Linked DNA regions of Homo sapiens: region 1 is linked to region 2. A link is an interaction called in ENCODE POLR2A ChIA-PET data of the cell type or tissue named here. Cell type or tissue: MCF 10A. All regions are shown on one strand. Each heading gives the region's core, and the rest is flanking DNA. Links, peaks and the distances in the headings are about the cores only. Region 1 overlaps SEC24D (SEC24 homolog D, COPII component). Region 2 overlaps LOC102723967 (a long non-coding RNA gene).

The links. Peaks named below come from ENCODE experiments on the same cell type or tissue, not always from the same donor. Only the 100,000 strongest peaks of a DNase experiment are listed, where the experiment ranks them.
Region 1: POLR2A ChIA-PET joins it to region 2 with 5 read pairs; 2 of 35 experiments call an interaction of 5 or more read pairs at or near these places.

The regions. Positions count from the first base shown.
Region 1 is chr4:118,717,523-118,730,201 of GRCh38, forward strand. It overlaps SEC24D (SEC24 homolog D, COPII component), which reads right to left. Exons shown (of 23, transcript NM_014822.4): 22 at 11,039-11,128; 23 at 5,301-6,133. The coding sequence ends at 5,993. Among named protein-coding and RNA genes, the nearest start is that of METTL14, 38 kb to the left of the region's middle. In MCF 10A, for the core only: no CTCF peak of the experiment used is centred there; no DNase peak of the experiment used is centred there.
Region 2 is chr4:119,108,314-119,120,992 of GRCh38, forward strand. All of the region lies in intron 2 of LOC102723967 (a long non-coding RNA gene), which reads left to right. LOC105377395 (a long non-coding RNA gene) reads right to left here. Exons shown (of 5, transcript XR_007058251.1): 3 at 11,669-11,788; 4 at 11,220-11,379; 5 at 9,800-10,387. Among named protein-coding and RNA genes, the nearest start is that of MYOZ2, 21 kb to the right of the region's middle. In MCF 10A, for the core only: no CTCF peak of the experiment used is centred there; a DNase peak (open chromatin) is centred at 5,098.

The DNA.
Region 1 (12,679 bases), core at 4,508-7,007, 390 kb before region 2:
TTATGAGAACATGTGGTATTTGGTTTTCTGTTCCTTTGTTAATTTGCTTAGGATAATGGCCTCCAGCTGCATCTATGTTGCTGCAAAGAACATGCTTTCATTCTTTTACATGGCTGTGAAGTATTCCATGGTGTATGTGTACCACATTTTCTTTATCCAGTCCACCATTGATGGGTACCTAGGTTGATTCCATGTCTTTGCTATTGTGAATAGTGCTGCTATGAACATGTGTCTTTTTGGTAGAATGATTTATTTTCCTTTGGGCATATACTCAGTAATAGGTTGAATGGTAATTCTGTAATATAATTTTTTAAAAAATTATCAAAGCCAGGCATGATACCCTGTAATCCTAGCTATGTGGGAGGCTGAGATGGAAGGATTACTTGAGCCTGAAAGCTGGAGACCAGCCTGGGTGACATAGTGAGACTTCATCTCAAATAATAAAAAAGTGGAAAAATAAAATAAAAAAGCATTCCCTAAAAATTCTTACACAACTCGGCCGAGCGCGGTGGCTCACGCCTATAATCCTAGCACTTTGGGAGGCTGAGGCGGGCAGATTGCCTGAGCTTAGGAGTTCGAGACCAGCCTGGGCAACAATGGTGAAACCCCGTCTCTACTAAAATACAAAAAATTAGCCGGGTGTGGCAGCAGGCACCTGTAGTCCCAGCTACTTGGGAGGCTGAGGCAGGAGAATCGCTTGAACCCGGGAGGCGGAGGTTGCAGTGAGCCGAGATCGCGCCACTGCACTCCAGCCTGGGCAACAGAGCAAGACTCCATCTCCAAAAAAAGGAAATTCTTACACAACTCATGTATTCTTGAGACTGCATCTGTAATCCACTTATAGTTTCCTTAATGAAACACTAGTAATTTGTCTCCCCAAATTGACTTTGTTCTTTACGTGATTCAAAACTAGATTCTCATGTATTAAGTTTGGATAACAATGGCTCTGGAAATGTTTATGAGGGTACATTTTGGAAATCGAGGGAGTTTAGCCTGCACAAGAAACATGATAGGGATATGTCTCTGAACTATCTGAAAACTGCTATTCATTGGAGGAGGAATTCACCTTGGGAGGCTGAGGCGGGAGGACTGCTTGAGCCCAGGAGTTTGTGACCAGCGTGGGAAACATGGTGAAACCACATCTCTACAAAAAATTAGCCAGGCACATGCCTGTAGTCCCAGATACTCAGGAGGCCAAGGCAGGAGGATCACTTGAACTCAGGAGGTTGAGGCTGCAGTGAGTCATGATCTTGCCACTGCACTCCAGCCTGGGCAACAAACTGACCCCCTGTCTCAAAAAACAACAACAAAAAAAGTGATGAGAATATTACTTTCCCAAACAACCATTTATGAACAGTTCTGTTAGAAAATTATATTTGGTGGACTTTCCCTAAAACTTCTCTTTTTGGTACAAGTACTCGCTTGTCTTTTGAGGCCAAAGGTAGATTGAGATCATACCTGCTTTCATTCCACACTAGTGATTCATAATGGCAAACTCCCTAAGTTCTTTTTCTAACATGTATTGTTTCCAAGAACGATATCCTGCATATGCATTTGTTTTTTGGACACAAGTCTAGATGATTCTTAATTATTCTCAGTCTACTACCATTATGTTAGACTTTTAGAAGTGAACCTTCTAGGAAAGTTGCCATTTGGTAACCTCAAAAGATGTGCCTTCAAAAAGTGAGTGAACTCATTTCTTTTTTTTAAATAATGGTTCCTTAACATTTGAAATACAAGTTCTTGTCTTTGGTTTATATATTATTGAGGTGTTGGTTTTTAGCATTTAAAGTAGTTTAAGCTGCAAATTTCTCATATGGCAAATTTATTCTAATCTCTGAAACCATCTGTTAATTGGAATTTCTATAGCATTTAAAGAGCTTGATTTGGAGGATGTCAATTACGATACTGGTGGCATAGTAGCAAATCCTATTAGGAGTCAGATTAGTCCTAGTTTTTATGATCCTTAGCAAGTTTAGTAAAAAACCTAATAAAACAATAACAGCAATGAATACTTAAATAGCAGCACTATGTGTCAGACACTGTTCGAGGCCCTTTATAAACTTTAATTCTTGAAAAAACTGGAGGAAACAGACACAGAAAATTTTCTAACTTCCCCTGGATCACACAGCTAGTGGTGGAACTAGTATAGAAACCCATGTCGCTGGGTCCAGAGCGACATGGGTCTGAGCCGTTGTGCTCCACCAGCTCTTCCAGTCTGGGGATGGGGAGCACCGTTTCAGAGCAGCACTTACACCATTTTTGGCAAGTGGTCATTCAGGACTCACTGGAGCATTTCCATTACATATTGGGTTTCTTCTACCATGAAAGCTAACCTCACCATTTATATTATATTCCCTCTGTTTTCCAAGGGTCTTGCTCTTTTGAATATTTTTTCTCTGTCTTCAATCTTCAACATTCTTTGTAGTACAGTATTGTCACTATCTATATTTTTTCCACATAATACTGGCTTCTTTCCACCAGCATTTGAATGGCAAATCCCTTAAAATTTAAAATTTAAAACAAATTTAAAATTTAAAAAATCCTCCCCTTTCTGTGATCCACCCGCTCGTCGCCTCTTGAGTTGCCTCCATTCTGCCTCCCCTTCTTCAACCTGTTCTAATCTAGCCTTTAGCCTTACTGATTTAGAGAAACTGCTCTTCACCAAAGTCACCCATGACCTTTTACTAATCCCAACAAACATTTTTGTCTTTGTCTTTTGGAAGCCTGTAACTTGGCTGCCCACTCTCTTCATGCACCCCCTCTTTTACCTTGAGGTTTGTGACATCTTCTAGCCAAGTTCCCTTCTTACCTCTCTGGCCCTTCCCAGTTTCAAGGTTTCTAGTGACTCTCTGCCCTAGGGATTTGCTTCCTTCCCACTCTACAGAGTCAGCCTAAGTTTTTTCAGCCACTTGTGTGGCTTCCTTTTCTTGATATATATGTAGATGGCTTGCAGATCTTTAGCTTACAGCTCTCTGCTGAGCTTCACACCCATATTTTTAGGTCTTATAGTTTATCTCACTTGGATAGCTTGCAAGCTACCTTAGATATGTACAATCTGAACTATACCCTTTACATACACACTGACATACACAAGCTGTTTTTATTTCTGTTTCCTCTCAGAGAATCATCTGTCTACCCAGTTGCTCAAAACAAATCGTTTTCTGACACTTTCTCTTCCCTTACATCACCTCTCCCCCAATTCCCCCACCCCCAACAACTAAATACCATTATTTTAATTCAGGCCATCGTGAACTCAAATGTACTATTCTGATAGCCTCCTAAATGGTCTGTCTGCTGCAAGTTACATCACCTTACAACCCCAAAGTGATCTTTCTAGAGTGATCCTGCTGCTCCTGCTTAAATTACTTTGAAGGTCTTCACTTTGTCATTAGGATAAAGTCCAAACTCTTCCTTGGCTAAGCCTCACTCTACTTGCTTCTCCAACTTTATCTTTTACGACTTTGTCTCTCCTTGATAGTTCCAGTCAAGTTTAAGTTCTTTAGTTTACTGAAAGGGTGATGTGTGCCCTCTCCACTCTGAGCCTTCATGCTTATTTTCTCTTCTGCTGGCATATTTACCAATACTGCCAAGTACCTGGCAAATGTTTACAATTTTTCAGGTCTCATCTTCAATGTAACTTCCTCTGGAAAATCTTTACTGACTACACCTTGCCCCCCCAGCTAGACCAGGTCAGATATCCCTGCTGTGTGCTTACTGTAGCATTTCATGGCATTTCTGAAACTTTCCTGTAATTGTAGAGATGGCAGGGACTTTGCTTGTACTGTTCACTGTTGTCTCTCCAGTATAGCGCCTAGTGTTTGGCACCTAGAAAATGTGCAGTCAGTATTTGTTAAATGAGAAGATACTACTTCCAATGGCATATTCTTTGAGCACCTAATTATTTAGAAGTTTCTTGTGTTAAGTGGAACTTTGTAACTTCTTTTTTTTTGGAGTCTAGCTCTGTCTTCCAGGCTGGAGTGCAATGGTGCGATCTCAGCTCACTGCAACCTCTGCCTCCCGGGTTCAAGCAATTCTCCTGCCTCAGCCTCCCAAGTAGCTGGGATTACAGGTGCCTGCCATCACGCCCAGCTAATTTTTTGTATTTTCAGTAGAGACGGGGTTTCACCATGTTGGCCAGGCTGGTCTCAAACTCCTGACCTCAAGTGATCCACCCGCCTCGGCCACCCAAAGTGCTGGTATTACAGGCGTGAGCCACCGCACCCAGCCTGTCACTTCTATTTAATGATTCTGGTTCTATACCCTAAGGAACACAAAGAACAAATCATTAGACAGCCTTCAAATGAATAAAGGAATGTGCTCTGTGCTTCTATTTCACATAGGGCATGGTGCCTAGAATTGAACAAGCGCCTAGGTGTGGCCTGACCTCAGAGTAGAGTGGAACCATCACTATGCTCATTTGACAGCCTATCCTAGTAATAAGGTAGATTGACATCATATCTGCTTTCATTCCACTAGTGATTCATAATGGCAAACTCCCTAAGTTCTTTTTCTAACATGTGTTGTTTCCAAGAATGATCTCCTGCATATGCATTTGTTTTTTGGACACAAGTCTAGGAGCTTACATTTCTTCTTGTTAAACTCATCCAAGTTGATGATGTTAAACTCATCCAAGTTGATGATGTTAAACTCATCCAAGTTGATGTTGAAGCAACATGCCAGTTGGCTAACATGGGGGGGATTTTAGTTCTGTCACTGTATTTGTTTTTCTACCTACTTCATGACATCTAATTTATAAATAAATCTTACTAGCCATATAATCAGAGACAAGGAACTTAAGCCTGTTTCTTCATGTGTAAATGGGGCTGATAACAGGATCAGGGTTGCTGTGAAGAATACATGTGCATATGTTCCCAGAAAACATAGTGCAGTTCTTGGGACACGATATGTACTCAATATATGTTAGCTATTATTATTCATATAATTGATAACAAAGTTGAATAGGGCAGGTAGAGGCAGATGCCTTTGTGACATCACTCAAAATCATTCTTCTAGGTTTAGACATATTCATTAATAATGGTTTCATGTCGCCCATTTCTATTTATTTTGCCCACAAAAACATTTTAGAGAACTTTGAAATGCCTTTCTCAAGTATAATATGATGTTTCTTAGATTTATTGCCTAGTACTCCTCAACCCTCAAAAAAAAAGAGAAAATTTTGTTTTCCTGATTTGTTCTTAGTGAGCTACCCAAACAACTTTTTGCCAAGACTTTTTGAATACTACCCTTATTTCTTTTTAAGACCTAAAAATACATAATAAATAAATAAATCTACCTACTAAGATTATACGAAGTGATTTATTGATACTGGTTAACATCCATTATATACAGGTAGAAACTTTCAAAATTGTACAAAGAACCATTAAGCATATTGATAAAGACAGTTTTACAGACAAAACAACTGGAAAATAGTTTTAACATACACAATATATAATTATGAAAAAAATGTAGAACACATATTGTTCTACCAGATAAATCCCAAGGTTATTAAAAGTCTGCTATGCAGACCTTAAGTTGAAAAATGTGTTCAATGGAGTTACATGGTTTTAGAAAATTAAGTATAATGTAAAAATTAAGCTTTTTTTTCTCATTGCAATTGGGAGAGGAACTGAGACAACTTTTTACCCCAAATCTATACAGTTTGAAAAATAATTTATATGTCTAGCATAAAGAAAATTGAGAATGTTTATGGTTCTGTAAACTTTGCCTTTTATGAAATGCAAACCACATCAGTTTTAAAAATTAGAAACTGTGCAATCAGAAACAGATTGTTCCCTTTATGGTACAATTGTACCTTAATTGGCTTTATACCTGAGCACCAAAGCTGAAGTTCTAAATGCCATCTCTTCCTGGAAAGTTATTCTGAAAATGAGCAAGAAATCAAAACTAGCCTATTATCATCTAGAAAATTAGGCACCAAGAAGGAGATTATCTCCTTGGAAATGCAACATCAATGACAGAGAAGTTTCAATTAATTAAGCAGCTGACAGATCTCCTTGTGAACACAACAAAGGAAATCCACATAAGAAGAGCCTCCGTAAAGTCCTTTGTCTTCTACCAGGAACTGTCGGAAAACCATTTCTGGTTGTTCTCGCTGCTTTACAATTGTGAGCTAGGAAAAAAAAAACAAAACAGTAACAGCCCCTGGTTATAAACATTATTTGAAAATGGGTCAATTTTGTCTATTTCAATTTTGGCAAACATTATTGAATGCCCATTATGTGTGAGGCTATGGAGGATGATGGGAAAGTGCCTGATATCTAGAGTGGAAAGAGGCATGGACCCCGAAACCCCAAAACCTAAGACATACAATTTTAAGTGGCAAAAATGAAACCTAAGCAGAGTGTTACGGGAAAGGCTTCACAGTGATAGTAACTGTCCCCTGAGCCTTAAAGGATAGGGGTAGGGCTAGAAAGTGTTCCATACTGGAATACATGTGCCATGTACCAGAGATACAATTATGGCTGGCATGTAAATTATCACAGGCTTCTTCTAAAAGGGACAAATTATCATCATAATGAGTTTGGGTTTCTGTAGGAAATGTGATCCAGTGAAGGTGCAGAAGAATGAAATGAGAGAGTTAAGTGGCAGCAGTATGTACAATACATTCGTGAGATGAGGGACACTAGATAGGAAGTGGTTTGAAGTGTCTGGGTGGGAGATGATCAGGTTCTGAATTAGAGCAGTGGAGGTGGAAAGGGGGTAGATTGGAGAGATGCTAGAGAGGTTAACACACAGGGAAAACAGGGAGAACTCCTGTCCTTTGCTCATCATGATTCTCTAGACCTGTGCTGTCCAGTACAACAGCCAGACACACATACTATTGAGCATTTAAAATGTGGCTCATCCAAATTGAGATGTGCTGTAAATATAAGATTTCTATATTTTCTATATAAGATTCTAGAAAAAAATAGATTTCTAGACTTAGTATGAAAAATAAAATATAAAAATATCTCAATAATTGATACAGATTACATATAGAAATTATATTTTAGATATACTGGGTTAAATTAATTATTTAAATGAATTTTTTCTTTTTAAATGCAGTCATCAGAAAACACAGAATTGCATATTCATTTGCATTACTGGAGAGTGCTGCTCTAAGAAGAAACCCACAGGGAAGAAGCCCAGAAGAGAGGCAGTTTTGTCATGAACACTTTGAACCCTTCTTTCTACACCTGTATTCCTACTTGAGGAAGTCAAGGTAGATGATCTGAATTGTCATAATTTCATATTTATTGCGCCACAAGTGGGGTTAACTGAGCCACACATGCACAACAATGCCTCTCCACCTGCCTCCTGTGTAATTAAGAGGAGCGAGGGTATTTCTCACTTCTTCCTCTCAGGAGGTAAACCCACCAGAAAGGCCTGCAATAGGGAAACACATGCAGTTAGCTGCTTCACCAGCTGCAGCAGGGAAGGTATGTGCAATTTTGGCTAGGAGGGCAGGGCCCTCCCTACTTTTGCATTCTATGCTTTTTAGTTATCAAGCAGAGAGTAACTCTGTCAACACCACTTGCTTTTTTCCTTTATAACGTTTCGGCCTGGATCCAAGTCTGTTAGGTTTTAAGTTGCCCCGACCTAGTAAAAATAATAATATATAAGAACAACTGCTGTTGCCACAACTCAGCTAATTCCATGTGGATACAGATATGTGTGATGCCTTGGCTTTTGGGTGTCAGCTCTAGGTACTGGGAGTTGGCACTGGAATAGCTGTGTGCATAGGCAGATTCCACTCCTACATGGGGAAGCAAAACTAACCCTTAATGAGATTTCTCCAAAGAAGTTTAAGATTTGCCTCCTGATGAACCTGAAGTCAGGATTCTTTTCATTTTATGTTTTATCCACCCTCTCCCACATGCCACTACAACTTTACTATTGTCCATGATTGGTAGGGGCAGTGTGGGTCTAGCCTCTGACACAATTCAGACTGAGGCTGGGCAGGATAAGACATTGAAGGAGGAAAGACTTGAAGTTCCAATTTCTTTAGAATTTACTTTCTTTATGGAAATTAATGGAAAGAAGGTCAGATTGCTCATCTGAGGTATTTTCTATTGCTGCCATTCACTTGGGTTTTTTTTTTTGTTTTTGTGTGGTGCTCATTGTACAACCTCCTCTGACAAAAGTGTCTCGCTATGAGCTGAGGTGGTAAGTAGAACAGGGAATGAATGTCAGCCTTGGGAGAAACTTAGCTTTAAGCTACAGTGATTAATATCCTATCCTACCATTTGATTATCTACAGGTGTCAGGATGACACAGAAAGTATAGTGGAAGGTCTCAGGGGAGTGGAGTCATGGAAGTGGTATTGGCCTGTCTTGACACAGTGATGGTCGTCTCTTCAAGGGGCACACCCACACCAATAAAAGGAAAGCATACTGGTATGGATTGGTAGATCCATCTTTATTTCCCCGCTTTACATTTCTAAAGGGAGGGGGATGGCCCTATAGAGTAGGAAGAGAACATTAAAATAATCACTGCTTGTCACCTCCTTGCTTCTTGTGTGCCTTCTCCAAGGGAAGACTGGCTAACTCTGAATGTGACATTCTCTGGGTCACCTTACCAGAGGTCTTAAAGAATTAATGTGCTTCAAAAGCCAATCTCATCTTTCATTGGCTGACTCACAGGGAATCGCTAAAGCATGGGAGTGATTAGGAAGGCCCAGGTAGAACATGTTGAGCGAGAAGAGAGCCATGATACAACCCTCGGGGAATACCAACTCTTAAGTGGCAGATGAATGAAGAGAAGCCTATGAAAAAGAGTCACTGAGAAAGAAGAATCAGGAGCAGGGGATGTTTTGAAAGCTGACAGGAGAGAATTTGAGGAAGTAGTCAACCTTGTAAATGCATAAAAGGATTGAGAATCAATTGTCTTTAGCAATTTGGCAGTTTACAGAGAAGTGGAGAGATGAGAAGAAGGAAAGAGCAGTTAATATAGACTTTTTCAAGGAGCTTGGTTGTAGAATGTTTGGTATATTGCCGGTGTTCAATAAATATTTGTAGAATGAATGAGGAAAGGGAAGCAGAATCTTGGAGAAGTGGCAGCTTCTATGAAGGTAGATTTGAACAGCTTGTAAACTGGAAAAGGGCCAATGGGAAAGGAATAATCTAGAAAATACAAGTGGAAGGAGAGAGAATAAAAAACATTTGGAGCACAGAGAACTGTGCAGGGCAGGACTAGAATTTCTCAGGAAGGCACTTGGTTTCGGTCATCTGTAGATATACTGTGGTAGAAATCTTTTTTTGTTGTTGTTCCCCACAGAGAATAATCTGACAATAAGGTCTAAGAGGACTGTTTTTGAAAAAGTAATTAGCATAACCTGGAAGGTAGCAGTTCCTTCTAGATTTGATTTTGTTACTCTTGATCCTTCCATACCAACTCTTTTCTCCTACCTAATCTTAACCCTTTAAAAGTATGTTTTCATTTCCTTTGTTTAGTCAGTTTTCAAGTGTCAGAGAAAGGGTGGAATGCTAAGTGCACTGGGACTAAGCAGCTAGTACAAGCCCTGTATCTGCTATGATCCAGTTGTGAGACCCGGACCAAGCTAGTGAGCTCCTTTGAGCCTCACTTTCATGTCTGTGATGTGCAGCTACAGGAAGCCAGGTATCTCCCAGATTCCTTTCAACTCTGACATCTGTAGATTTTAGATATTTCTAATTCTTTATAGAGATAGCACTCTATGAACAGATGGATACATTTGCAGATAGTACATAAGAAAATCTGATTCTTTAAGTATTCAAGCTAAAATTGTTTTATCACACAGGTGCTTAATATTTTATTCACATATAATATTTGAAGCTCACCCCCAGATGGTTTTATAACCAAAGCTGACATAACTTTGATAAGTGGTTGGAACAGGTGGGAGAAAGCAGAGGAAAGTTTAATGTTTTTCCCTGAAGGAGGAACTACTGAGCACAAGGATGATCTCCATGCTTAGTCTTGCCTCTTTTCTGCAAATGCCCAGTTGGAGGGATGCAGTTGCTGCAGCTGGGATGAAGGTGAATCATTATTGCTGTGCATTCTAAATACCAGTGGCTTTCAGTTTGCATTTCCTGAGACTCAAGATTTGGTTACATGTTTCTAGGGCATTCAGAGAGAATGCCCTAGAAAAACGTGTAACCAAATCTTAAGAGAATGTGTTTAGTTTGAGCCTTGTCTGTCATCTCTAGGTCCTGCCCTTAAACTGAACCATAGGTGCTGTGTGGTGTGAAAACTGTTCTAGAAAAGTTGTGTATTCATCCAGATGTCATTAGTTCAATTTACCTAAGCTCTACCTAAAGTTGATGTTTGCATGCATGAGTTACTTTCACAGTTACGAATGTTGGTTCAGATTGACATCACATTTACATTTCAGGAGACAACTGGCCCCATAAATACCCTGGCACTTGTAGACACGTGCCTCCAGCTGAGTGTCTTATAGCTCTTCAGTAAGCAGTGTTACACAGCACATCATCATCATCTATACATTCTAGATCCCAGGAGACTCTAATATTGAGCTTGGGAAGGAAAACAAGTAAGTATCTGGAACGTGGCAACAACATATAATTTTCTTGGGTTCTAGACATATTAAAATTTTTTACTCAAACTCAGAAAAGGCTAGAAGGGCTTGGAAGGACAAGAATAACAAAACTTTTCAGAGATTATAAATTAAACATTGTAATAAATCAAATTTTACAAATGTTCTAAATGATACTTTTATAATTAAGTAATTTTAGGCACCAGAAGAAAAGTCACTTCAAAGTCTGTTAATGGTACCAATTGCTATTAAATCATGAAGTTAATACTGACTTAAGATACCCCATAGTTAACCCATGGTAATAGCCATTTATGTTTGTGACTGGTAAGTAGGTAGATATACTTAGAGGTTAATGTGAGGTTTTTTTAACTTTTATTTTAGATTTGTGATGGTGTGAGTTTTTAAAATCAAAGATCACGTCATAAAAATATAGGGTGTGCATGTTAAGTCTTTAATGAAATTTTTAACATTTGAATAAAGGGAAAAATAAAATTGCTTTCTTACCTTCATTGAATATGGCCTCTTTTGTTGGATAATACCCATTATCATTCTGAGTTGTTGAGAGTATGGGTTTCCCACTTCAGGCAGCAATGTCTTAGATTTAAGAAAATCAAAGTTTTAGTACAGTTTATAACATTTAGATAGAAGTAGCAATATGAGATTATCATAATGTTAAAAACATAAAACCATGTACTTGAACATTGGTGTAGTTCATTACCTGAAAACCAAAACTGTGGGGAAAATGCACTAAAAATTATTGGCACCCATTCCCATAATTGACAGAAGACAATTATTTCTGTCTTTTGGAAAAAACTCTTCCTCTGGAATTTGACACATGTACATCACTGAAATGATACAGCACAGACGTAGTCAGCCCTCTGTATCCATGGGTTCTGCATCCATGGATTCAGCCAACCACAGACAAAAATATTATTTGTAAAAAATGCATCTGTACTGAAAAGGCATGGATTTTGGGTTTTTTTTGTCATTATTCTGTAAACAATATAGTTTAACAACTATTTACATAGCATTTTATATTGTATTAGGTGTTATAAGTAATCTTTTTTTTTTTTTGATAGAGAGAGGGTCTCACTATGTTGCCCAGGCTGGTCTTGAACGCCTGCACTCAAGCAATCCTCCCGCTTCAGCCTCCCAAAGTGCTGGGATTATAGGTGTGAGCCACCGTGCCCAGCTGGTGTTATAAGTAATCTAGAGATGATTTAAAATATATGGGGGTATATGTACAAGTTATATGCAAATACCATGCCATTTTATATGAGGGACTTCAGCATCTGTTAATTTATAGAGTATTCTGGAACCAATTCCCCATGGATACCAAGAGACAATAGTATATGTTTTATGCAAACAACTTCCTGTGAAAGTTTGATCCCTTTTCAAGATTCAAGGCTATGTTGCGAGAGAAAAGAATGTACTTTGTTCCTTCAGTGGATGGAAAATTCCATCCAAGTACTACTGTTCCGGCATTAAAACAAACTACCAAATGTTGATTTCTCAAAGGGAATGCAGCGTCTTAGATAGCCCAGAAATCTGGTTAGTGGTCTACAGGCCAATCCAGCTGCACGTGGCATCCAGGTGATATGAAGGATTTTGACTTACATTTCTTCCGTTAAGACAGAGTAAAATGCTAATGTTTGCTTCTCAGCAAGAAGATGCCAACAGCCAATGCATCACTGTGAGTTGGCCAGAGAACATGTGAGTTAGAATGTTTCACCATAAACCTCAAGTGTCAGGAAAAGTTTATGGTCAATGTTTTTCACAGGAGTAAGGAAAGCAAAAAATTCATTATTTACATTCACACTCCCATCCCCTATATGCATTATGTGGCATATTATGGTAGATCTATTTATTCAACAAACAACGTAAGTATTCTTCATGTATGTGTTTTAAAGTGCCAGCTGCCTCTAAAAAGAAAGTAGCTTACATTTGGTTTTTAACTTTGTTTCATTTTGTTGATGAAAGTCAAGGAAATACCAGTATGCTGATATAAGCACAGACCTACCAATCTGCTGCCTTGTGGTAGAGACACTGGCTATTTCCTGTGGATGTTCAGTTCAGCAACTATGCATTCAGCATTTACTATGTCAATATATTACAAGAGGAAGCTTCCTTAACTTTTATATAAAC
Region 2 (12,679 bases), core at 3,874-6,373:
ACCAGTCATATACCATAAGTTTGGGCTCTCCCAGGCCCATCAGGTTATAATAGCTTCCATTAACCTCCACTGTTCTTGTCCAGCCATTATAACTGGGCCTTTCTGAAATTTTCTACTAGTTCTTTAAGCGTTTGTTTACAGCTACAATTCTGCACCCTAATCCACTTGGCAAGAAAAGAGCTTTTGCTTATTTCTTGATAGTCTCCTTCTCCTAGGGGCTGTGTCTAGCATAAGTGTTATGAGCCACCTGAACCATGATGCCTCTACCCATTGAACATCAACACAGCCCCACCCATTGTCTACAGTGGCCATTTCAATGTCCATTATTCCTAAGCCTCCTGGGTCACCACTGCCACCTCTCTCTCAAGAGATGATCTCAACTTCCATCATGTAGAATAAATAGAAGACATTAGGTACAAACATCCTCAAATTTATATCTGTACATCTTCAAAATTATCTGCCCCTATACCTATTGTGTCCTTATTTCCTATTTTCATTATGGAAAATGTCTCTCCTCTGCTGGAAAAAAATTAAGCTCCCAACCTTAGTTCTGGATCCCATTCCCTCCCTCTGTCTCTGGCTTTGAAACACAACTGTTATTTGAATGTATAAGTTCCTTATAAATCAGACCTATTAACTTTTCATATAGTACCTAAAAATTCTCTGTAGTAGTTGAGAAGGTAACAAAGCAATGTTCCCAGTAAAGGTTTTTATAAACCATAGTTTCTCCACCTCAGCACCATTGACATTTTGTAAGGGATAATGGGGAAGCCAGGGTGGGTTGTGGGGAGCTGTCCTGTGCATGTAGCATCTCTAGTCTCTATTCACTAGATGCCAGTAGCACCATACTCCTCAGGTTGTAACAACCAAAAATGTCTCCAGACATTGTCAAATGTCCGTTGGGGGGCAAAATTACTCCTGATTAACTGAGAACCACTATTATAAGCAATTAGAAAGCAAAATGTAGGATTTGAGAGCAAGATCAGAGGCTTTAGGTATCTGGATACAGAATCAACCTGAATTGTGTTTTTGAGTTTGAATGCCATTAACAATAAAACTTTAAGGGTCAAAAATATACTACATGGTGAAATTGTGGTAAAGAATCAAATGATTAAAAATTCAGCTAGGGGTCTAAGATAAAGTTATGAGCGATAATGAAATAGCAGATTGAGCATAGAAAGACCTTCATTTTGAAAGATAACATAATGATCAAGAGTTTGATCTTCTCTATTTGTTCTTTGTATAGGAAGGTTTATTGTAAGAAAAGGGACATTACACAAAGCTGTGAAGTGATCCAATCTTTCACAAAATTCTCCAGATGAATGCCTATAAATATCCTCCTAAAAACATTTATGAATTCCATATTCCTGATAACAACTGTTACCTCCTACTCTGATTTGTAGAAAATTAAGGCACAGAATAAGAAGACAGGAACTTTCAAATAGTATAATAAAATAGAGTATGTTTCTTATAATTTAAAATGGTTCATTACTGTGTTGCCCCGCTTACTTCATTTACTCGTACTTGCTTTATATACTAATCAATAGGTTAAATATGTTGTTAGTGGTCACTCCTACTAAAAGTTAGGCAAAGGGTCATTAAAAATACATATAAAATAACCCTCATACTAATCTTATTTCCATGAAAAAGTTCAATTTCATGTTTAACACGTCAACTCATTAATTTTTCCAGAAAGGGAAACAACTTGATAATAACAGAATATGTTGTGGTTAAGAGTGAGGGATAGAGTCAAACTGTGGAGGTTTGAATGCCAGACTCCCTCTCCTTGCTGTGTGACCTTGGGAAAGTCACTTACCTTCTCTGTGCCTACACCACACAATTAGAAGAAACAAAGCATGTGGAAAGCATAGTGTCCAGCATGTCCATAACTATCACCATCATCATCATCATTATCATCATCATAAATAACCAACCCTACCCACTAGCCACTGCATAGAGGTTAACCAACATACCAGTCAAGGACAGGGTTTCTGGATCTAGCCAGAGCTTACCACTGAGAATGATGACCAATAAATATCAGCTTCCTTCCAGATGCGCATCTGAGGCTCATTATTATCTGCTTCTGGCATGGTTTTAAAAGTCTCTCAGGAGCTTGCTCATAGTTGATTACTATACCCATTGTCAAAAAAGGAATTATCCAGAAATTAGCACATTCTTCTTCAAATAATATGATCTCGGTTTTTTTTTTTTGAGACGGAGTCTCGCTTTGTGGCCCAGGCTGGAGTGCAGTGGCGCGATCTCGGCTCACTGCAAGCTCCGCCTCCCGGGTTCACGCCATTCTCCTGCCTCAGCCTCCTTAGTAGCTGGGACTACAGGCGCCCACCACCACACCCTGCTAATTTTTTTTTTTTTTTTTTTTTGTATTTTTAGTAGAGACGGGGTTTCACTGTGTTAGCCAGGATGGTCTCAATCTCCTGACCTCGTGATCCGCCCGCCTCAGCCTCCCAAAGTGCTGGGATTACAGGCGTGAGCCACCGCGCCCGGCCTTTGATCTCATTTTTTAATTAAAAAAGTAACATATAAAAAAAGTACATTGTAAAAAGAGGTAAAGAAAAATATATGGAAATAGTGATCTCATTAATTCATTTTACACTGATTGGATATCTACTGTATACAAGGAGGGATTTTGTTAGGCATTAGACAAAAAGAAAAAGATGAATATAATACAGTACTGATTATCAAGCAGTAGAGACATAAAACATATATTAGATACCAAATTCCACATCAGAAGTATGAATTAAGAGCTATAAAAACACAGAGAAGAAAGAGAAAATTAAATAAAATATGGGAAAATGGAGAATTTCCTTGGTTTTAAGGAAGACATACATAGGACTACTAATGGGAGGATACGGATTAGGAAGATTGAGTTTCCCATCACACTCAGCTAAAAGTCCTCTTCTCTCCCCCTCCTTAACAACCACAATTTTTGTATAGGAGATATAGTAAATATCAAAGAAAGCCATTAGAATAACCAAAAAATTTACAAAAGGCAGCATGCTGAGAAGCACATGTGAAAAAGAGGATTGGCCCATTCACTTTACAAAGTGAAGGATTTTACAGGGTGATTGTGTACATGGGACCATAACACCAACCAGAAAATCCACTGTCACCTTTATGCTCCAGTGCCCACCTCTTACCACATGAATGAATGTGGTCCCAAACTCAAGGCCCAAACTTTATTTTCTATAAGACCATTGAGGTTCTCATTATGCTTGGAATAGCTCCAAGATAATTAAGGTAAAAAATAAATAGACCAAGTTTATGTAATTTCATGAACCAACCTTCCCTTCATTTTGTGGTCTGCTTCACTGTAGGCAAAATTCAACTCAAGAATAAAGAGCAGCAAATGTTTTCACAGTGTGTCTACCCCTGGTTGCCAGCCAGAGCCATGTTTTCAAGCCCTGTGAGAGTGTAATGATTTGACTTTCTTCAGAAAGAGAAAATCAGCAAAATAGTTCTAGTTTTGTATCTACTCTCCAGTCCCCACCTTCACTTGTTTGCCTTTCTGTATATCTCATTTATGCATTTTCTCCGATACTTATTTTTCAGATTTCTAAAACAACCTCGAACATATCTATTGTCCTCTCATTCAGAGTAACCTATGGAAAAGCACCATGCCTAGAGGGAACGTGGCCCACTGAACCTAAATAGCAACTTGGAAAGCCTGGTTCTGGAATAGAGTAAATCTAGAATTTGATTAGTACACCATGTGTAGCAGAGCAAAGTGATGAACTTCTAAAAGATATTGTGAATTTGGAAAAAACAAAGCAGAAGGGATAAATTGTCCTAGTTTATGATATTATCACAAGCAGTTATAGTATTATGAAAATTAAAACTAGTCTCATTGAATAATAACAGATACAAACAACTAGGGGTCAGTTTCTGGAAAGGCCCCTAATAAAATCAAACACAATTTTCTATTCTTCTCTGAATTACATTTAAATTTATTCAAGAAAATTAACAACAACAACAGTAACAGGTAAGACTGGATCTTTTAGTTCCCACCTAAAAATAAAATCAAATGATCCAACAACTCCTCTCTCAAAAGTCAGGTTTGGGATCATATACAATACGAATAGTAAGTGTCCACCTTAGTTTGCACTTTTCCATGATTCAGTAAAAACTCTTTTTTAAAAATGTCACATTTCGTTTCTTGCCTCCTCTACCCTGTGAAGGCACTGTAGAGTTACTATTTATAGAAGTAGGAAGATGGTCTTATGGAAAGAACACTGGACAGATCTAGATTTTTATCCCGACTTTACTCTGCAAACTTAAACTAGTAATTTAATCTTGTTGAATCTAATTTTCTCATTTTAAAATGGGGACAAAAGGATTTTTCCTTGCTTTACTTGTAAGGTTTTCATGAGTATCAAATGAGATAACATATATAAAGTGCTTTTAAAAAGTATAATGTTTTTGTACACTCTTTACTAAAGACATGTAATGAGGCACTTACTATATTTTATTCATATTTTTTTCAAGCTATTTTAAAACACATACATATGCTTAATTATCACAATATACTATTTTATCAATTCTTTTAAAGTAACCAGCATACACTAAAGCAGGTTAAGCTCATGGACTTTTGAGTCAAACTGCTGCTTACTAGGGCAAACCTCTTAGTCTACTTCTCAGTTTCTTAATCTATAAAAGGGTATATAATACTAGTACCTCCTGTTAGGACTAATCGGACTGTTGTGCATATTAAATACATTAAAATCTGTAAGGTACCTGGAACAAGGACTGTTGTACAGTAAATACTGAAAAATTAGTTTTTCTAAGAATAATAAGAATCTGAAAAGATATGTGAATCAGCTGGCATCTTTATCACCAGAGGAGTTAGATTTACATATCAGACCATGTGATACATTTACTCTCTCAGTGGGGACAGTGGGGGGGATGTAGTCACCTGTTTCTCTTAAATCCACTTATATATTCTATCCAAAAAGAAAAGATCACAAAAACCTGGAAATCCTAACTACCTTTTTTTTTTGCAATTGTTCTCAAGAAAGAAAAAGGATATAAACAATATGACTCACTAGCAAGTGAGAGGATGTAGCCAAACTCCATATTCCAGGCTTCTACTTCCTGTAGGTGGTTAACTTTTTGATTTCACAATGCTTAGTCATAAGAAAATGGAAGCAGTGGTTAAAGACATTAAATGAGAATGTGTCCTCATAGTTCCTAGTCCAGAGATCCAAAATAATTTATTATGCCTGGAAAAGAGCAAAATAGCCTCATGGTCCTCATGGACACAATAGAGCCCTGTCTTAAGAAACATCTTAGGTTTGCTCTTTATCTTATCAACCTGTGTTTCAACAACTGTCAGCTAAATTCTGAAGACATGACTGGGATATTAGTTATGCTTCTTATTGAAAACTCTAATTGTTTTGCACCATTTTTATCCCTGTATCAAAACACAGTAAAAAGTTACCTTCTCTATGGTAACTAAGCAACAAAGACATTTTTTTTTCTTCTTAAGGGTTTCATGAAGTTACATTTTTTATCTTTTAAGACTAAAATCCTTTCTTTTTCCTAAATAATCCAAATAATAACTAACACTAATTACTCTCTGGGTATTACTTTTAGTGTCCTTCATAAACTATCTCATTTAATCCTCACAACAACCCTATGGGTCAAGAACTGATATTAATTCTATTATACAGATGAGAAAACTGAGAATCATAGATGTTTAATAATTTGCTCGTGGGGATGCACTCAGCAAATGTGAAAGCTGGGATTTGAGCCCAGGTAATCTAGATTAAGAGTTCATGCCGATGTATACATGAGTATGAACCTCATGAAAGAGATAAAGAGCTAAAAAAAATCAATAAGGCTTGGTGACTGCTTAGATGTGGTTGGAGGGGTAGCTATGAAACATTCAAATAAAAGATGAAGAATAAGGGAAAGTTTAGAAAAGAGTGAAATAATCAGTTTGACCTTGAACATGTAATAAATTATTGAACAGCTACGTAACAGAGTGGTTAAATCAAGAACTATTAATCTGTCTTCTAGCTAGGGTCCTGGAGGAAAAATCATATAAATTTTTTAATTATAAAAATTTAAAAACATATTCTATTTATTTAAAGACACTTTTAAAAAGTAATAATGTCTAATAAAGAAAAGCAAAATTATTTATTTCTTCCACAAAGAGAACACCATTATGTAAAAAATATTTCTTGTACTCATACGTATGAATGCGTACACACACACACACTACATAATTGTATTCATCTTAGGAAGTTCATGATTTGTTTTTCTTATTTTCTAGTAGCTAGCATAGGGCTCAGTATGTATGAAACAGTAACAAATATTTGTTGAGTCAATGAATGATCCCAAATCTATCCCCTTTTCCTCCATTTCCCCAGCTACCATGTTAAAATCATTCTTCCATGCTATTCTAATAATCTTCAGGTGGTCCCATTGCCTCTAGTTTCATTTCCCTTGAATTCATTCCCTGAATTGCTGTCACAGTTATATTATTATTATTATTATTATTATTATTTTTCGAGATGGAGTCTCGCTCTGTCGCCCAGGCAGGAGTGCAGTGGCATGATCTCCGCTCACTGCAAGCTCGGTCTCCCGGCTTCACGCCATTCTCCTGCCTCAGCCTCCCGAGTAGCTGGGACTACAGGCGCCTGCCACCATGCCAGGCTAATTTTTTGTATTTTTAGTAGAGACGGGATTTCATCGTGTTAGCCAGGATGGTCTCGATCTCCCGACCTCGTGATCCGCCCGCCTCGGCCTCCCAAAGTGCTGGGATTACAGGAGTGAGCCACCGCGCCTGGCCCACAGTTATATTATAAAATGAAAATCTTCCTACATTTTAATCATGAATCTTTGATGGCTTTTATTGCCTATGAAATAAAATGCAATTCCTCACCACTCAAGAGTTTTTCCAATTCAGTCCTAATCTGCTTTTCAGACCCGCCTTCTGTGATTCCTATCTCCACCCTCATCCTGTTTCAGGCATCAACCTAGTCACATTAGACCACTTACAGCTCTCAAAATACGCCACGGAGCCTCACTCTTGCACCTCTACTCATGCCCCTCCTTCGGACTGAAATATCCTGTCCCGGTCTTCCCCATCAGCCAATTATTTGATTCATCCTTCAAAGACAAACTAAACAAAAACAAAAACTCTTCTGTAATGTCTTCTTCAAACCCTTTCCCTATTTTCCAGACAAATTAATTGCTCTTTCTTGCATTTCCAGAGAAATAGTCCCTACAGTTACAACTACAGTTTTGTAAAACTGCAGATCCCCTGACCTCTTGCTCATAGAGATTCAGATTCAGTAGGACTCAGGTGGAGACAGAAATCTGCTTTTTGAGCAGCACACAACATCCCAGCCTAAGCAATGCTACTTCAGAGCCAGACTGAACTCTGGGTTGTTGAGCATTAAGCATTCTCCTTAAAGCCTGACTCAGAATCATGCTAGTAACAATCAGAAGTAGAGCATGTTGGGCTCCATACTTTCAGGTATTAGCAAAGCCAATCATTGTTTTTGATATGTTCTATAGGTATGCATCCTGGGGAAGTAAAATCAAGCTCTGCTTCTTCACGTTGTTCAAACTAGCAGGGAAACAGAGGGATGGAAAACATAAAGCAAGACAAAAGCACACTGTTAAATATAAACAAAAAAAGAAAGGAAAGGACATGTGGCACGTAAGTTGACCTCTAAGTTGCCTCTAGAATATTGCGCTCATGGAAAACAAGTGAGGAGGTAAACTAACACAATGGAAGTAGTTATGAGCGAATATAATTTGGAGCCATAAAGGGCCTTGGCTGGTCCCAATCATCACAACTGTTTTCCTAGAATGGCGTCAGTAGTTCTAACCAAGTCATTTTGAACCAAATTCTTAAGATTTTTCCCATTAACAAAGATATGTGACTCCTTTTGAAGATTTCAGTTCAAAGCAACTCTAAAATCCATCCGCTTCTCTCTTGGATACAATATGCTCATTCAATGAGTAAGTGCCCAGAGAAGAAAAGTGCATTAATAGAATCTTTAGAATGAACAGCTTTAGAGACAGAAAGACTGTTAAAAGATCTGCTAGACCATTCTTCTTAATCTTTTTTATAAGAGTACATGTGGAAAAATGATATTAGTATGGCATATTGGGGTAATGACATGAGACTGCTAGAAACTCAAAAAAGTGACTAGCAGGAGCTCAAGTAGTCCCAGACAACACCTAGGGATCAAAAAGATTAATACATCCTAGAACATCTATAATACATATTACTTGGGAAGATATAATTGATAAACTAATGCAATTCGAGATGAGAAAAAGCAAGCCCTACAGAGTGGCATGACACCCCAGAGGCTAACAGCGTCACTTAGTCGAAGTGCTAGCTTTGGGTTTTCACGTGCCTCTTAACAGTGATGCCAATCAATCTGCCATTGAAAGTTCATCCATTCTGACAATTGTTGGAATCATTTCAAGAGATCCACAATTCATTAAGGCACTCAGCATTGGTAACAAACTGAAAAAAATGGTATCTCCTACAAATATCTGTACTATTTTCCAACTGTATTTAAATGCAAGTTGGAAAAATAAAAGAAAAATTCATGTCTTAGGTCATTGAAAAAAAGTTAGATAAAATATTAAAAGCTCTTTTAAAATGAATGGAAGAGGCTCTCAGGAATTAAGTAAGAATCTAAATTTAGGGAAATAAGTGAGCACTGCAGCAACTGGGTTCCCTGGGAGTACCCACACATCCAGGCTGCCGGGAACTTTGCATTTTCAGAGAGCAGAGAGTTTCATTAGTGACCACCAGCACAGAAGCCATGCGCAGGAAGGTCAGCACATGGAAAAGAGTTCACTAGAACAACATAAGTAAACAAATGACCCCTCACACAGGAAGGCAGCAAGCAAAAGTGTCTGGCAAAGATTTGACTGTGGGAGAAAAGGCTCTCCTGAGAATCTGTACCACTGGAAAGTCCAGACATGAATTTAGGATCAAAATTTGCACTGTTTACATGGTAAGGAAAATTACAAGCTGAAAGTTTTCCTTTCTGGACTCATTTTAAACTAGTTCCAGACCTGTAATGTCTGCAGACATGTGGCAAAAAGAAACACAGATTTTCCCTAGAGAAATGAATCCACAACCTTGGTATTTATTAGAAAAGTGCAAAGGATTGTGTTTTATTGCGAATACAACTTCAGAATCAATTTTAAAAAATCACAAAATACATTTGAACTAAGCCATTGCATGCAAGTGTCACAGAAATAATAAACAACAGAAACTTGAATATTGGAAATGTACAAATATAGGGAATATATTATAAATTTTTTAGAAAAATTATGTGTTTAAGGAAAAAAATTTTTTAAACAAGAAAGAGGTAAAAATATGACTAATCAGCAAGAAATCAGGCAGAATTTGAGGGCAAAGTTCTCCTAGAAGTAAAAAGTATAATAATTAAAAGTAAAAATTCAATGTAAAGGTTAAATAACTTGGATACAATGGAGTAGAGAATTAATAAAATGGAATGTTCTTCTGCAAAAGAAGAAAAAGAATAAAGCAATAGAGATAAAAAGATGCAAAATATTTTAAAAGAGTTGAAGACACAAGAAGAATAGAGTGAGAAAGTCCAAAATATCTAATCAAAGTTTCAGAAGGAGAACCCGGCAAATTTAACCAAAAAAAAAAAGTAATATGACCATAATTAATATCAGTCAAAATATTCTTTAAAGGAAAAAAATACTAATAAGAGAACTCTATAAAAATAAAGAATATAATAAAAAGAGATCACATTTGCAAATTTACATTGTTTAATATCATAGCCTCAAAATAAATTGCATATAAATTTTAAAACCTATGGAGAAATTGACAAATCCACCAACACTGTGGGAAATTTTTAATACATATCTCTTAGCTATTAATGCATAAAGTAGGTAAGGAAAACCAATAGGATGCAAATAATTTGAACAATAAAATCAACAACTTTGATTTAGTTGATATACATATACAGACACTTGCATTTAGTAATTGGAAAATATACATTATTTTCCAACACACACAAAAAAACACTTGCAAAAATGGGCTGTGTCTTAAATTTTTCAAAGAACTGATATCATACAGAACACATGTTATGACCATAATGTAGTTACATTAGAAAATGTGGCAGGGATTCTGATTCTCCTTTCTGTGCTAGGCATACAGTTAAATCACATTTTCACCTTCCTTGTATTTATGAGACTTAGCTCTGTCCTTATGAATGTGGGCAGAAGTGACGCATGTACTTGCAGGCCTGACCACAGAATATCCTGTGAAATCTTCCATACTGTTCCTTCCTCTTCATCAAAAGCACACAGGGATACTTGTTGAGAATGTTGGCAATCTCAAAGGGAAGGAACTTGCTTTCTGTGTCATATATAGAAACATTTATGTTGGACTTCGAATGAATAAGAAATAAACTTGTATTGTGTTCAGCCCTCTCAAATTTGTTTTTTTTTTTTTTTACAGCTGAGAGCTTATCATGAAAACACATAAATTAAAATAATAGCTAAAAATAATTATTTCTGTTTGCAAATTTTTAAACACAATTCTGGTGATTCAGGAGTTAAAGAGAAAGGTATCATAAAAAATTTTAACTACCATAACTAAATAATAAATGAACCCGATGAAAGTTGGAAAAGGAAAATAATATCAAAAAGAACAGAAAGCTATGAAATAAAAAAAAAAAGTCAAGTACAGAAGCAATAAAATGAAGTGTTGGTATTTGGAAACATTGACAAACTGAACAAACCTCTGGTAAGATTGAATAAGGGAAAAAGTGATGAAGTAAAAATAAGCTACTAGGAATGAGAAGTGGGAGTACTGCAGGTATAACAGAGATTTTTAAATTAATAAGTGAATGCTTTAAAAATTAAAAGATAAGAGAGACACTGATTGCCCTTTGTTCTGGACTGTCTTATCAGGGATGTCTGTATAGTGAACAGCCTTAGACAATATGGTATCCTCCTCTGCAGCAAAGAGCAGTTTAATTTATTGTCTAATATAAAGAAGGTAGTGTCTCTTTCAGAGGAAAAGGCAGGTTTACTTACTGCCCAATATAAACAATTCAGTTTCCCCAAGTTCAGGGTTCTCCTATAATGCAACCCATTACAGTGTATATGCAGGCATCCATCTGAGCCCATCTGCATCACCCCCATGGGACTTAAGAGACAAGAACTGATGCTAATACAAAACTCACGCTGCTTGCTCTTCCTTAAGTAAAGTCCTTTATCTCTGACCCAGGAGTTCATGTCTTCTTCCAGCATCGTGGAACTCCATCCACGGAACTAACATGTTGGTTTCGTAAGTAGGGTAAAAATTTCAGCATCTTCACGGTTCTTGACCTTCACAACATGATTCTAAAATGTATATGGAAGAGCCAAGATAAACCAAGATCTTCTTATAGAGGAAGAACAAGTGCTAGAAAAGATGGACAATTCAATAATTAAGCTAGGACAAGTGTTATCCATGTGAGTATAAAATTAAATTGGATTGACTGGCGTGGTGGCTCACGCCTGTAATCCCAGCATTTTGGGAGGCCGAGGTGGGTGGATCACGAGGCCAAGAGATCAAGACCATCCTGGCCAATATGGTGAAACCCGGTCTCTACTAAAAATACAAAAATTAGCTGGGCGTGGTGGCAGGCACCTGTAGTCCCAGCTACTTGGGAGGCTGAGGCAGGAGAATCTCTTGAATCCGGGAGCTGGAGGTTGTGGTGAGCCAAGATCATGCCATTGCACTCCAGCCAGCGACAGAAGGAAACTCCATCTTAAAAAAAAAAAAAAATTAAATGAAATTGGATTGCTACTTCATACCCCATAAGAAATTAATTTCAGATGGAGTACAGTCTTGAATGTGAAAGAGGAAAATTTTGTAAGTTTTGGAAGAAAATAGAATAGAATATGTCTATGACTTCAGGTTAGGAAAGACAGAAAAAGCATCAACCATAAAGTAAAAGATTGATATACTCAAACACATAAAAGGTTAAACTTTTGTTTCACCCAGGAATTTTTTTAACTGTTAAAACAAAGTTGAAAAGGCAAACCAGAATCTGAACGAAGATTTTTGCCACACAAATAGCTAACAAAGGATCAGTAACCAGACTATTTATCAATTCCTTAAAAAATCAAGATGAAGATGGCAAATAACCCAATAGAAAAATAGACAAAAATAGGAACAGATATATTTTGGAAGAGAAAATATGAATGAATGTCCCAATAAACATTGGAAAAGAACATGATGTCATTTTAGTAACCAGAGAGATACAAATGAAACCACAATATACCAGTTCATGCCCACATGGATGGTAACAACACTAGAGTCTAACCTACTCTCCAGGTGAGAAAATAAATTGGTACAATCATTACTATCTATGATTTTAACTCCTAGGTTAATTCTCTAGAAAAGCTTTTGCACAAGTTTCCAAGAAACATGTACAAGAGTGTTGGTAGCAGCATTGCTTGCAAAGTCAAAGACCAAATGTCTGTCAATAAGATATTGGATTGTTAAATGTGATAGAGCATATTCATAGAATGGAGAACTAAACTGTAGTGAAAAATGAGTAAACTACAGCTACATATTACATGGATGGATTTTAAATTTTTTTTTTCAGTGAAAAAAAGTTGCTGAAGAATACTTAAAATATGTATCAGTGGGTAT